Linked DNA regions of Homo sapiens: region 2 is linked to region 1. Evidence: chromatin contacts called from ENCODE Hi-C data. All regions are on one chromosome and are shown on one strand. The core of a region is the stretch at or near the end of the contact, and the rest is flanking DNA. Distances in the headings are between cores, read along the strand shown. Region 1 has its middle 26 kb from the start of LINC00424. Region 2 overlaps LOC105370108 (a long non-coding RNA gene).

Region 1 (6,606 bases), core at 584-3,083:
ATCAAAACCACAATGAGATACCATCTCACACCAGTTAGAATGGCGATCATTAAAAAGTCAGGAAACAACAGGTGCTGGAGAGGATGTGGAGAAATAGGAACACTTTTACATTGTTGGTGGGACTGTAAACTAGTTCAACCCTTGTGGAAGTCAGTGTGGCGATTCCTCAGGGATCTAGAACTAGAAATACCATTTGACCCAGCCATCCCATTACTGGTTATATACCCAAAGGACTATAAATCATGCTGCTATAAAGACACACGCACACGTATGTTTATTGCGGCACTATTCACAATAGCAAAGACTTGGAACCAACCCAAATGTCCAGCAATGATAGACTGGATTAAGAAAATGTGGCACATACACACCATGGAATACTGTGCAGCCATAAAAAATGATGAGTTCATGTCCTTTGTAGGGACATGGATGAAATTGGAAATCATCATTCTCAGTAAACTATCACAAGGACAAAAAACCAAACACTGCATGTTCTCACTCACAGGTGGGAATTGAACAATGAGAACACATGGACACAGGAAGGGGAACATCACACACCGGGGCCTGTTGTGGGGTGGGTGGAGGGGGGAAGGATAGCATTAGGAGATATACTTAATGCTAAATGACGAGTTAATGGGTGCAACACACCAGCATGGCACATGTATACATATGTAACTAACTGGCACATTGTGCACAAGTACCCTAAAACTTAAAGTATAATAATAATTTTAAAAAAATGCTCTGCTGGTAAGAAAACAGCAGGGAAGCAAATCTCCCCACTGTGGCCTGAGTTGGAGAGAGTGCTGGGGTGTTGGTTGGAAGCCACATGCTGCTTTCAGTCTCTTTCCATGTGTTTGCTGGAGGAGGTCCCGCCTGCTGCCAGCCTCGCTTCATCCCTGCTCTGTTATTCTTCCTATTGGAGATTTGTTCCCCAGCCCCTGCTTCTCATGAGTAGATTGGGGCATGGCTGGAAAAGACACCTCTTTATTCCAGAGCATTGATCATTTTCAGAACACAAGGTTGACATTTCTTAAACCTGGCCATTATGGCACAAGGAAATAGGCTGGCATCGGATGGCAAGGCAGAGTTGGCCCGGCCTCGTGGGACTGGCACCCCTAGTTGTACCTGCCCTGTCCTCTCCCCTCTTGGCTGTGCCTTTCAGAGGGCACTCCTGGCCACACAGGCAGGGCGCACCCCAGCTGCGGGTCTCCGATACCAGATGCTGGAATGTGTTTTTCCAGCAGCAGCTGTGGCAGCGGTGGCAGGAGCAGCATGGGGCATGTGGAACTCACTCCCTTCCTGGCTCCTTCTCAAGCTTCTCCGCTGGCTCTCCTGCAGAACTTTTGCTTAAGAGGACAGGCTGACAATCTGCTGGCTGCTTTGCTGGATGCCATTGTGTTTTGACTTGCTTTTGATGGCACAGACTTTATTGGCTCTGGGTGTAAAGTTTCTGTGCAAACCTTTGCTACAGTGCGTGCCGAGTCAGTGAGTTCAATGTCCATCAGAAGGCCTTGCCATGTCTCTTAATCCTCTGGGTCTTTCAGGGAGATGGATGAGCCAGCTAGAAATAATTTGGAGCTGGCAGGAGAAGACGAGCCGAATTCTCCTCCTGGGCATGGAGAGAGGGCCAATCTAAAGGCATAGAGGGGAACCTTGTATATCCTTGGATGTCCTCGTGCACGGGATGGGTTTCTTTCTCTCCTCCTCACATTACCCGTGCAAGCAGTATCATGTGTTTCCTGGGTTCCAGAGTCCTACAAAGTGGGTGGAGTGAGAGGCAGAAATTCCATTCACTGCTCAGCAATTCAGAGGCATCGACTGCCAAGTCAAGAGTTTCCTCTCAGACATCTTTTGGAAGCTTTGCAGCCGGAGAATTTGGGTTCCATAAAGCTGATGGCAGATGGGAGGAGGGGAGGGAGATAAGACTGTCTCTCTGGAATGGGAGAACACCATGATACTGCAGGACCCAGCCCCTGCTCTGTGTAAGCTAGCTTTGAGGCAAGTTACTGAATGATTAGGCACAGATGTTGGGAGAGCTAACAGATCTTTTTGTCTTCTGTGCCCAGCAGGACTTCATTTCAAATGACTCCTTGTGGACAAAGAGAAGAAATTGACCTTGAGAAGTTTCACTTGCTGTGATAGGAAGACGATCTAGGCGTGCTTTGGGTGTGGCTAGATTTCCTTTTACGGCTGCAGCCCCGTTTCTCATCACCTGCCCCTCACATTCTTTTCTCTGGCCTGTTCCACAGTGGGCAGGTCTATGCAAACCTACTCACAAAGTCCGAGGAAGCCAACAGGCTGAAGAAAGAGGCTGATGTATCCAGTTTCTCAGAAAGAAACATTTAATAGGGACTTACGAACAGGAGCCCCGTCAGCATCTCAGGTGGCGGTGAGACAGGATGGTGGGTCCCCTGCTCCATGACCCCCAGACCCAGGGCTTATAGATCACAGGGAGGGTTGGTTCAGAAGGGAGGTGCAGGACGATTGAAGTATGATAACATCAAGGTTGGCTGACCTAAGGGCAGGATTTACAGTAAGTACTTGCTCTTATACAGGGAACAATAGACAGACTGGAAATCTTAGAGGTGTGCCTGGAACAGAGGTTAATCAGAAGCCAGTATGATGGATCATCCTCCAGATGGAGTCACTGTAGCCTCCAAATGGCCACTGCAGTTCTCTGCATGCACCGTCCCTCCTTCCCCCCCGGCCTCTGCACATACTGTTCCCCCTCTTTGAGCTCGTCCTCCCCTCTTCATACCAGACTGTCTCAAGTCATCTGACAGATCTCAGCTGCCACATCACCTCCTCCAGAGAGCCTTCACAGATGCCCAAGGATTCACATAACAACCTGGGCTTCTCTCCACTAGAGGCCACCTCCACTAGGCTCTACTTTATGCCTCTGACTCCTCTTCTAGCTTGTTCAGCTTTGCTCAGGAAAGGACTCCTAGATAGTGATTGTTAGACTTTCAGATAAATATTTGCTGATGTTGAATGCAGGTCTAGGGCTATCGTCCCTTCCTATCTAGACTCATATTATGTCCCAAACATCTTGTAAGTAAAAATTAATGTAATAACTGCTACCACTTCCTGAGCATTCACTATGTTCAGGAGACCACAGAAGAATCCATAGGAACCATCCATACATTATTCTGACAACAGCGCTGCAATCTAAGTGCCCAAGTTTCTGATTTGCACACTGCACCATGCTGATGATGGAGCCCCTCTCCCAGGAAGCAGAGAGGGAGCGGCTTGGTGGCACTGGGACTTAGCCTTCCTTTGGCCCTATCCACTTCTTTCGCTCTGCTAGCAACCTAGCATATCAGGCAGGGTCAGGTGGATTACGCTGCAATAACAAACACCAAAGAGCCTCCAATTTCAGCAGCTTTACAAAATCTCTGTATTTCTCATCCACACTGTGTACTTGTCTCACATATGTGTGATGCTCTGCTCACTGTCGTTTCTCAGGGACCCTGGATGATGACACTGCTGCCAAGTCAAGTGTTGAGGTCCCACGAAAAGGAAACTGAGCAATGGAGCATCTTCCATCATCGATGAAGCACTTCAGTCACTATTCATCACAACTCGTTGGCTATATGGAGCCTCTCGGTCCTACCTATAAAAGAAGGGCTAAACAATTTAATTCTCCCTGTCTTCAAAATGAGAAGACAATAGTTAGGCATGAGCTAGCTACCATTAATTACTGTTCCATTGGGTACTATATACTCGCAGATATGGATACAAAGGATGGTTCCGGGTGGTGCAGGAATCCAGCTGTCCTTCCTTCAGGACTCTGTTTCTCCATCATCACTGAAGGTTTACAAATGAATAGCTTCACGTACAGTAAGTCCTCACTTAAGGTCACCAATAGATTCTTGGAAACCGTGACTTTAAGCAAAATAACATACAATAAATCTAACCTTAAATAAAATCAGTTAATCTGATATAAACGAGTGAAATTCCTAGGACACATTTCTGTTCACAAAAACATCACCAAACTTCTAAATAAAGACCCAAAACACTGCAAGTATTAAACGTTGAAATAAATGTGAGCTATACATTTAAGAAAAATTAATAAAGACAAATAAGAGAATATACCCGAGTTTTGCTGCAACAGTGAGTGACGGTGGTCATAGTGGTAGTTGGTTAAACTAAGGAAGAAATATTTGCAAAGCAAAACTTGTAAGGAGCACCTCTTTGCAGCGCAAAAACAAGCCATCATGAATACGAGGGGCTTGTTGAGCTCTTTCAGACCTCATTGTTTATTGTTGTGCATCATCTGTGTGGTTATTGTAGACTTGATGCATTTTTATTTTACAAGAATTTGTGAAATTTTTTTCATTCATTCATTCACTTATTCATTTTCTAACACACTTATTCCAGCTCAGAGTCAAGGTGCAAGGGGGGAATGAGTCCTGGCCAGGATGCCATCCCATTGCAGGGTACACACACTCTCACACACCCACACTCACTCAGACTGGGACCAATGAACCTAATGTGCACAGCTTTGGGATGTGGGAGGAAATGGGAGTACTCAGAGAAAACCCACACAGACATGGGGAGAACTGCACACACCACACTGACAGTGACCCCAGCTGGAATCAGTTTTTTTTTTCTCACCAATATTATAATGAAATGACATTGAATGACACGATGTTATTTGAGGACCTGCAGTATATTACTTTTTACCTTGGATCAATGTAGTATCTTAAAGGGGTCTCAGTCCAGGGTGTAGTTACGAATACAGATTAAAGGTAAAGACAACCTGTAACATCTGCCAATTCATTTCCATTCCTTTCAGCCACGTTGAAGTGAACTTATAATAGCAAATCTCTTGGCTGTAAAAATTAGCAGCCTAAAAAACACATCAGAAGCGCAGTCATTCATATTTCCAACTGGCCTGCAGCTCTGCCATGCAGCCCCCGCCTGGGGCTTGCATGTGAGTGCCAGTATGTATGGCTTGTGTTGTCATCATTCACGTTATTTATTTCAAAAATTCAGAGTGTTCATGAAATGCAGGGATTCCTAGAATTCCTGTATTTCAGTGCCAGGGTGAGCAGTTTTCCCAGTGTTGGAAGCTCTTCTTTCCCATGGCACATCTCTCTCAGGGGCGGGGCTGCGGATAGGGAAGGCTGATTTATTTCTTTGGAGCATCCTACCTCTTATTCTGATATTTTGAATGCTGAACATTTTTAGAAGCTTGTGTCCTGGTATCTCATGAAAATCTCGATATTGGTTTATTTAGTAAGTCGGTCAGGTTGTCAGCAGCGAGTGCCTGCCAGGTGCCAGGAGCTGGAGCTGCAGAAGCCACTGGGCCTGAGTTTCTGCCCTCAAGGGTTTCACACTCCAGTGAAGAGTTAAAAAACAAATAGACAAGAAGGGAAGGATTTAGAGGCCATTGTTATTACTTTTTTTTCTGAGCAAACAGTATAAACTTAGGGGGTTATGTTCAAAGTAAAAAATACTTGGACTTTTCTACTGATCTTTAACCCTTCTTTAATATCCATAATCCCTTATGAATTCATTTGTAAGATCAAAATATTCAATTTGGTAGATGGAATATTCCTTGAGAAGGCTGTCTTGGTACCCATATGCTTTGTAGATTGTCTAGAACACAAGAGGTGCCCAGTAGATATGTCGGAATGAATAAATTCAGAAATCAAGGATAATATAACTGGAGCCAAATATGCTGGTAACTTTTAACTAAATACTCACTTCTAGGAATTTAAAGATGAGAAAGACAACCTCCTTGGCCTCTAGGGGGGAATAGTTTTGCAACATATATACTGTATGTAGGCATAGTTTAAATATAACTTGTATAAGTAAATATAATAATCATTTTGTGTTTGTGTGTGTGTGTGTTGTGTGTGTGTGTTTGTGAGTGTGTTTTTGTGTGTGTTTGTGTGTTTTTGTGTGTGTGTGTGTTTTTGTGTGTCAGTGTGTGTGTGTGTGTGTGTGTGTCATGGACGCCTATGCCTAGGCTGCTATGAAACTGCAGTTCAACACCATTCACTTAATGAGAATGTCTTTCTAAAGAACCCAGCACCCCTTAATGACCTCAGAGTACTCAGGCAGGGAAATGAGTGCACGCGCAGCCACACCAAATTGCTGGTTTGTCTTGGTATCTGGTCTCCGGTGGAACTCTTGGGCAGGCGGCAGAGCGCAAATCCTTGCCGCTCCATGGACGGTTTATGTAGACGGCCAGCTTTAATTTTAGCTTGAACAAACAAACAAATAATCTGTGGTTATATATAAAAATTGTGCTATAAATTCAATTTAAGAGCAACTTAAATGTTCTGTTCATGAAGTATGCAAAACCCACCTGGATATTACGCCTTACAAAAGAAATAGCTTCAAGAAATAAACTGGGGATGTCTGTTTCTTTTTCTTAAGAGCTTCTCACCCAAGAAGAGCCAAATGAAGGGAAGGACGGCCGCCTTCCCCTCTGCTCTTAGGGTTATACTGGGAGCATAATTAAAGTGGGAAGTTGGTTGTAACCCACATGCATTTAGAAGCCTGGGCTCTAAATGTTTTTGTTTATGTTTATGTAAATGTTTTTCAGATTTCCCTTCTACAGAGGCAAATGCAATCCTGACAATTAGTTATTGACAG
Region 2 (6,563 bases), core at 3,268-5,767, 210 kb after region 1:
GTGCATCAGAGAAGCAGCGGGTAGCATGATCTTGCCTTCCAGGGTGCACTGAATTCACATTCCAGCTCTGTGGCTTATTGCTCCTGGAAATCTGGGATGAGTTAACTTCTTTCTACCTTACCTCCTTCATTTAGGATGCTCATAGTTGTATCTACCTCCTACAATTTGTGAGTTGTGAGTGAAAAAGTCAAGTGTTGTAAGGAAATGAGTGTGAAGTGTTGTAAGGAAATGAGTGTGAAGTGTTGTAAGGAAATGAGTGCCATGATCATTACTCTGCCTTGGCAAAGCGGGACCAGCTTCCGATATGGCCAGGAGGAGGACTGGGGCTAGGCCCTGGTAGGGGAGAGCAGGGTGCCTGGGGAGCTCAGGGAAAGGAAAGGTGGGCCCCCATTATGACACCCTGTTCAGGGTTTGGGGAGTGGCTGGACCGCCTTTTATATAGAGCACCCTTGACAGAAGTAACTCCATTTTAGGAAAAGACTCCTTACAGCTCAAAAGGCAGTCATGCCAACAGGACTGATACTCACCTAATCAGTAGAGGCGACACCCAACCAAAGGAGGGTGTAACCAGAACCTCTCTTTCCTGTCAGCTCTCACCAGAGGACTCCAGGGCTATCAGAAGAGCAGGAGCATCATGAGTTTGACGCGGCCATCCTGCTAATTCTGTTTTGCAGTCACTCGTGGTCAGCACCTGCATTTGCCCCTGAAGTCTCTGCCCAAATCAAAAACTCTTCCTTGCAAAATGTTGGTGACCATCTGGATCAGCTAGGACACTCAGCCTAGGAGAGTGTCACATCGCTTTCCTTGGACTAGTTCATTAACTCCTTTCCCTACCCTGTTTTCCTCTTAATGTTAAATTTTACTCTTTTTGATGTGAAAGCTTTAACCTATAACATTTCTATATTAAGTATACTACTATGTATGGCTTGCAGTATTAACTGACTTGTGGAGTGGCTGGAGCCTGTGTGCCACCAGGTCTGACTGCCTTGTGAATGCTTTGTGAATGGCGCTAAGGAGAATCGCCTCCTTGGGAACGCCATGTATCTCCTGGCTTTTATGATTGAAATAGCATCCATAAAAGTCTGACCTTGTGGAAAGACACGAACGTGTGTGGACCTGGTTATGTTTGACCTTGCGCCACTCATGACACATCCGGAAAAGAGAGCTAAGTCAGCTGAGTGGGGAAAGGCAATTTAAGAAGGAGAACACAGGTTGGAATGCATCTGGCAAGAGATGATGAGTGGGTCAGCCAGTGGATGGAGCCCCAAAGGAGGCAGCGGGAAGTGGCCCTGGCCTGCAGGGTTCAGGCGTCTGTTGCTTTGGGAACAGTGATGCTTTGATCCACTGCCTTTGAATCCTGGAGTTTTAGGAGAAGTCCTTGATAGTCACCAGCTTTCCCTTTAACAGCTTGAAAGTTGGAAAGGTGAGGTGCTGAGCCCAGGTCCACACAGCTGGTTCTGAGGAGCAGGCCAGTACTTGAGCTCAGTTTCGTGCATTCCTAGTCCCTTTGCCTTTCTTGCTTTTGCTGCCCGCCTTGTCAGGAGAATGAAAGAATCAATATGCGTGGAGTGCCCACCCTGTGCAAAGCAACAGCCTGTTCCCTTTAGACGAAGAAGGCAAGAATCCAGGCCAAGGGGTAAGCTGCTTCAGTGCTGTCATTCTACACGGTGACCAAGGTTGTTATTTTATATTCAACCTTCTTGTAAGGTCAGGGAATGACAACACATTATTCATCCTTTGATGTTTGCTAAGCAAATATAAAGTTTGTAAGTTGGCGTGAACCCAGTGTTGGTTTGAGAACTCTCAAATTGCAGCTTGCAGAGTTGTGGGTGAGGGTAAGAGATACAGAGATGTGATAAGGAAGGAGCATAGCAGATCTATGCAAAACTAACCATTTGTAAATTGCATGGAAAATTGTGTTTTTGCACTGTTGTGTTTTCCCTACTGCCTTTCATTGCATTTGTAAATGGGGTGCAGATTTAAGCCCCCAGTATTTGGCAGTCTTTAAAGATAGTCTGTTTTTGGTTTCGAAGAACTTCAGAACTGTGCTTCTTAACTTTATTAGGAAGACTATGCACATTTATGCTTTGAAGAAAATGAACGCGGATTAAAGATTAAGGAATTTGTGAAAATGGGAAGTCAGGGAATTTGCTCAGTTAGGACTGATGGAGAGGCTGAGTGACCTTAACATCAAAAGGAATGTCTCTATGTGATACTGTTTCCTGTCTGTTTCTGGGAGAGCATTTCAGTCACATTTTATCAAAGGCTTAATCTGCTGATTTTTGGTGAGTTTGTATGTTTTTTTCTTTCTTTTTTCTTTTTACTTCATAATAAAATTTTGAATTGACCTAAATCTGATAATTTATTCAAAATAAAGCCAAGGAGCTATTTTGCCTGAGGACACAGAGCTTGAAGGGGACAAGTGAACAGAGTGAGGAGAAAGGGCTTCTTTTCTTAGATTTGCTGTGACTCAGCCGAGATCCTGAGTGAATGACTCAATTTCTCTTTACTTTAGTTTCTCCATTTGTAAAACAATTTTAATAATACTCGGGATTGCTGCCTGTGAAATAACTTTATCCCCTCAGAAGAAATGAGCTATCAAAATACAATATGTGATTAGGCAATCTGTAGCTTTTGATTGTGTACTAAGGGGCCAAGTTTAGCAATATTTTTTTGGCCAGTGTTCTGAAGGAAATAGTTTGATTTTCACAATCAGTTGGGCTTACCAGCAAATAATGATCACAAAAGCTATGTGTCTGAGTAAAATACAAGTTATTTTCTAGCATGCTGGCTCCCACTGTTCCAGGCAGCTAAATATGTAGATGGTTGTTCAGCTTCACTGTTATTTTTTTGGTCTTGTCTCATCAGATACGCATTCCAAGAAATTAAGATTTGTTTCACCATTAAACTGACATTCTCAACTGCACTCCAATCAACTGGATAAAAGCAGAGAACCCATCAGAAGCTGTTTCTGGTTGACTATCACCTTTCAAAGAATATGTATTGGGAGAGAGCCTTCATACTTCTCAATTAGTGATTGTTAGAAATCACTAATGATGTATTGTAAGATGCTTTTCATGTCAAAGTGTTCCAAAACCCTTTGCAAGCGCACATATAAACAGGCATTACTTCACCGCCATTGAAATGCAGCCACCTCTTGGACAAAATGTGGCCGCTGTTTAATAATGCATAGCAACATTCCAAAACAATGGAGGCCTGGAAGTAAGGGGCAAACTTGCATCCAACTCAAATCACCTGGGAAGTTTTCTGGGCTGAGTTAGTTGTGCTGTAAGGGAGCTTTTGTAACTGCAGGAGGCCAGGACATTAGTTTGACGTCTGTTTAGGAAAGTAGGCTCCATTCTGCTCAGCACCCCTGGATCACGCTCACCTGTTAAATCATCCATGTCCCAGACTGTATGTAACTTGATGGACAGTCCTCTGAAATGGGGCCAGTTTTTGATACCAGCTGACAGAGGGGCTGGGCAGTATGGAGAGGTGGCCTTTCATGAGAGACAGGGTGGGCAGACCCCTGCAACAAGATTTGGAACTGGGAATGGTCCTGGGTGATAGAAAGCAGAGATTCATCCAATTCTTTCTGGTTACTGTAAAGTGTGTTCTCCAACTTTGGAAATCTTTCCCACAAATTCATTAACCTCTGGTCTATGCCATCCTTCATACTGATCTACTCTGATGGGCCACAGATCTTGAAAAAGAGCCAGAAAAAATGTCTCTTTTTGGACCAAAATTTGATTAGCAAAAATAGCTTATCCTTTAGGCAAAAGAATAACTCAATTTACAAGTAGATTAACCTGTTCTGAATAGGAAAATCAAAGCTCAATGACCACTTGTATTGCTTTACACCTTCTGTGGTCCCCAGGGTAGTGTGATTATTTTTATGGATAAAGAGGGAAGTCAACACAGCATACTAAAACTTACGGGATGCATTAGAAGAAGTGCTCACAGGGAAATTGATCGCTGTGCATGCATACATTAAAGAAAAATGAAAACCTCAATGTAATAACCTAGTCATACACCTTAAGGAACTAGGAAAAGAGGAGCAAATTAAACCTCAAACCAGCACAGGGAAGAAAATAAAGATTAGAGTGTAGAGAAGTAAAATAGAGAATAAAAAATTATAGAGAAAATCAAAACCACGAGTTGATTTTTTGGAAAGATCAAAGGGTTGACAAGCCTTTAGCTAGACTAAGAGGAGGAGAGTCCATCGTGGCAGGGTCTTTTTCTTTCATTCTGGGGGCTTGATGGGGCTGGGCTGGTCTCTTTTCTCACTCACAGAAAGATCTGGGAGTCTTTTCAGTGTTGTCTTGGATGACGGAGTGTAGTGGAGCATCCAAGACCCTTCCTGGGAGGCTGTGTGTCACAGGTCAAAGAAAACTGTGTGTCCTCCACACCCTAAATATTCTTATATGAACAAAAAAGGAAACACAAACATCCAAGGCCATCCTACAGTGGAAAAGAGCAGCCTGGAGCTGGGGCGGGGGCTGGCAGGCAGAGCCCGGGCTGAGTCAGATTAGGAGGAACATGCGGTGGTGGGGATGATGTTTGCAGAGTGATTGTCTAGCCAAGGTCTTGGCTAGAGCCATTGGCTGGTAGGGCCACTGCGGTCCCTACCCTGAATCACCCTGGAGCCCAGCAGCTGTCTTCTCAACATGCAGGAACCAGGGCTGTGGTTCCAATTCACCGTATCCTGGTGACAGTTCTGATTCTCCATGGAAAATTCCGTATTTCCCAACTAGGTCCAAATTAAATATTGACTTTACTAATTTTAAATTGTTTCACCCAGAGACATGTACTTTTATAAGGACATTCTGAAGAAATATTTTGAGTGATTGCTAAGGCACTTCTGCTAGACAAGGCTTCATGGAGGTGCAGTTGTGGGGAGCAGCAGAGATGTGCCTGCAGCAAGCATCCTGGCCTGTGGGAGGGGCAGCAAGAGCCTGGAACCCTGAAACACTGCCCCTGACCAGGCACGGGGCACAGCTGCTGGGCTCCTTTGGGGTGTTCACCGTGCATGTCTTGCGGAAGCTGTCCCCTCTGCCCTGCAGGACATCTCAGCGTCCTCTGAGTCCTGGTGATTTGTAGGCTCTTCTTCTGCCTGGCTGTGGATACACAGTGTTTCACGCCTGGGCTAGCCTTAGGGACTACCAAGGGTCCCCTTTCTCTGGGTGTCTTTCTTACCTAATCCACATTTCACTTCATCTCTACGGCGTGTCCAAAAGCAAAATTTCAACAAATGGAGTTGACAGATTGAGTTGACTGTTATTAGTCATAGCCCATCTAAAGATTTAGACGGGTGCTGCACTGGGCATGACAGTTGGTTTCTATAAGGCTGCTTGAGCAGGAGCAAGGAAATGGCATAATACAAAAAGCAGGTGGGCTAACATCTGGTGATTTCAGGTTGCTTTTCTCCAAAGGGTTAAAGCAGAGGGGATTTCCTTATCATGCTGGCTGAAAGTGGCTTCCTTAGAAATTTGGCTGTTATCTCTCCTGATTTCTCAGAAGGCCAGATAAACACTTTCATTTCTGTTTGGTGGCATGAAACTTTAGCCTGAGTGACTCCATTTTGGTGTGATCTGTTGAGGCGTAGTTTCGGAGCTCACTCCAAATCAATGGCCTCCCTTAAGTCATATTTAGCAAGTACCAGCAACGTATGTCTCCAGCACAACTGGTGGAACCAAGTTAGTTCCGTTTGACGATTGTTAGGATGTTCTCCAGTCACCTTCCCTGCCCCCTCACTTGATGTCAGGTCAATGTGTTATCTCACCCAGGAGAGCATTGTTCTTGAAAGCCATCCTCTACTCATAAAAAGCAGTGATTCTCCAGGGCATGTAAGGGAATTTGGTGTTTTTTCTGAATAGGAGGGAGAGACATCAACAGATGTATTGGAATGGATTGGGAGTTGGAGGTGATGAGACTGGAGTTTGGGATCCGTCCAGGAACCTAATAAGATGATCCTATAGAGAGACGTTGGGGTCTTATCAAAAGCGTTGGCCAGAGGAAACTGTTACCGGGAGCTACCACTCTTCCCTTCAAAAATGAAACTGACATTGACAGGATGAGGACATTTCTCCATAACGAATTCCAGGATCCTTTGTGGAATGCATGTGGCGGTGTAGGCACTGGGCTGGGAGTGGTATGCACAAGAAGGAGTGTGTCCTGGTTCTGCCCTCGGGGACCTCTCAGAAACTTGACGGAGACTTTCATGCTAACGCTGGTATAGCAAGCTCACCTGCATCGTAATTATGCGTTTCACACAGGCTTAATGAAATAGTAGACACAAAACGCAGGATAATTACTTAAAATTGAGGCAAGACATTTTCTTGTATCCTGTAAGTATTAATGTTTAGTGACCCAGACAAGCCTCTTTTAAACTTTTTTCTTTGAGCCATTTATAATATACCAAACTTTGTCTAGGAGGAAAAAAGTCACACTAGTTAGTCCTCATACTATCTTCTGTTCAATCAACCTACCTTGTCTCTTCTAGAAATTATTATTTCCACACTTAGTGCAAGCACAGTAAACACTTATTTAGTATTTTTATTCTT

The links. A loop is a pair of places that touch in the nucleus more often than their neighbours do. Pooled maps may share reads with other maps.
Region 2: a loop to region 1 is called in a pooled map, with 2.2 times the contacts of the local background. The contact joins two enhancer-like sites. A Hi-C loop is called at or near these places in 1 of 168 maps with a recorded cell type or tissue (MCF 10A), 2 of 37 single-sample maps with no recorded cell type and 5 of 50 pooled maps.

Annotation. Positions count from the first base shown.
Region 1 is chr13:21,900,683-21,907,288 of GRCh38, forward strand. No RefSeq gene overlaps it. Among named protein-coding and RNA genes, the nearest start is that of LINC00424, 26 kb to the left of the region's middle. Within about 2 kb of position 1,834, at least 2 of the 41 ENCODE cell types and tissues checked have a DNase peak (open chromatin) inside an H3K27ac peak, as active enhancers do.
Region 2 is chr13:22,105,999-22,112,561 of GRCh38, forward strand. The region is part of intron 3 of LOC105370108 (a long non-coding RNA gene); the gene reads left to right. Among named protein-coding and RNA genes, the nearest start is that of LINC00540, 100 kb to the right of the region's middle. RefSeq lists an enhancer at 5,015-5,074. Within about 2 kb of position 4,518, at least 3 of the 41 ENCODE cell types and tissues checked have a DNase peak (open chromatin) inside an H3K27ac peak, as active enhancers do.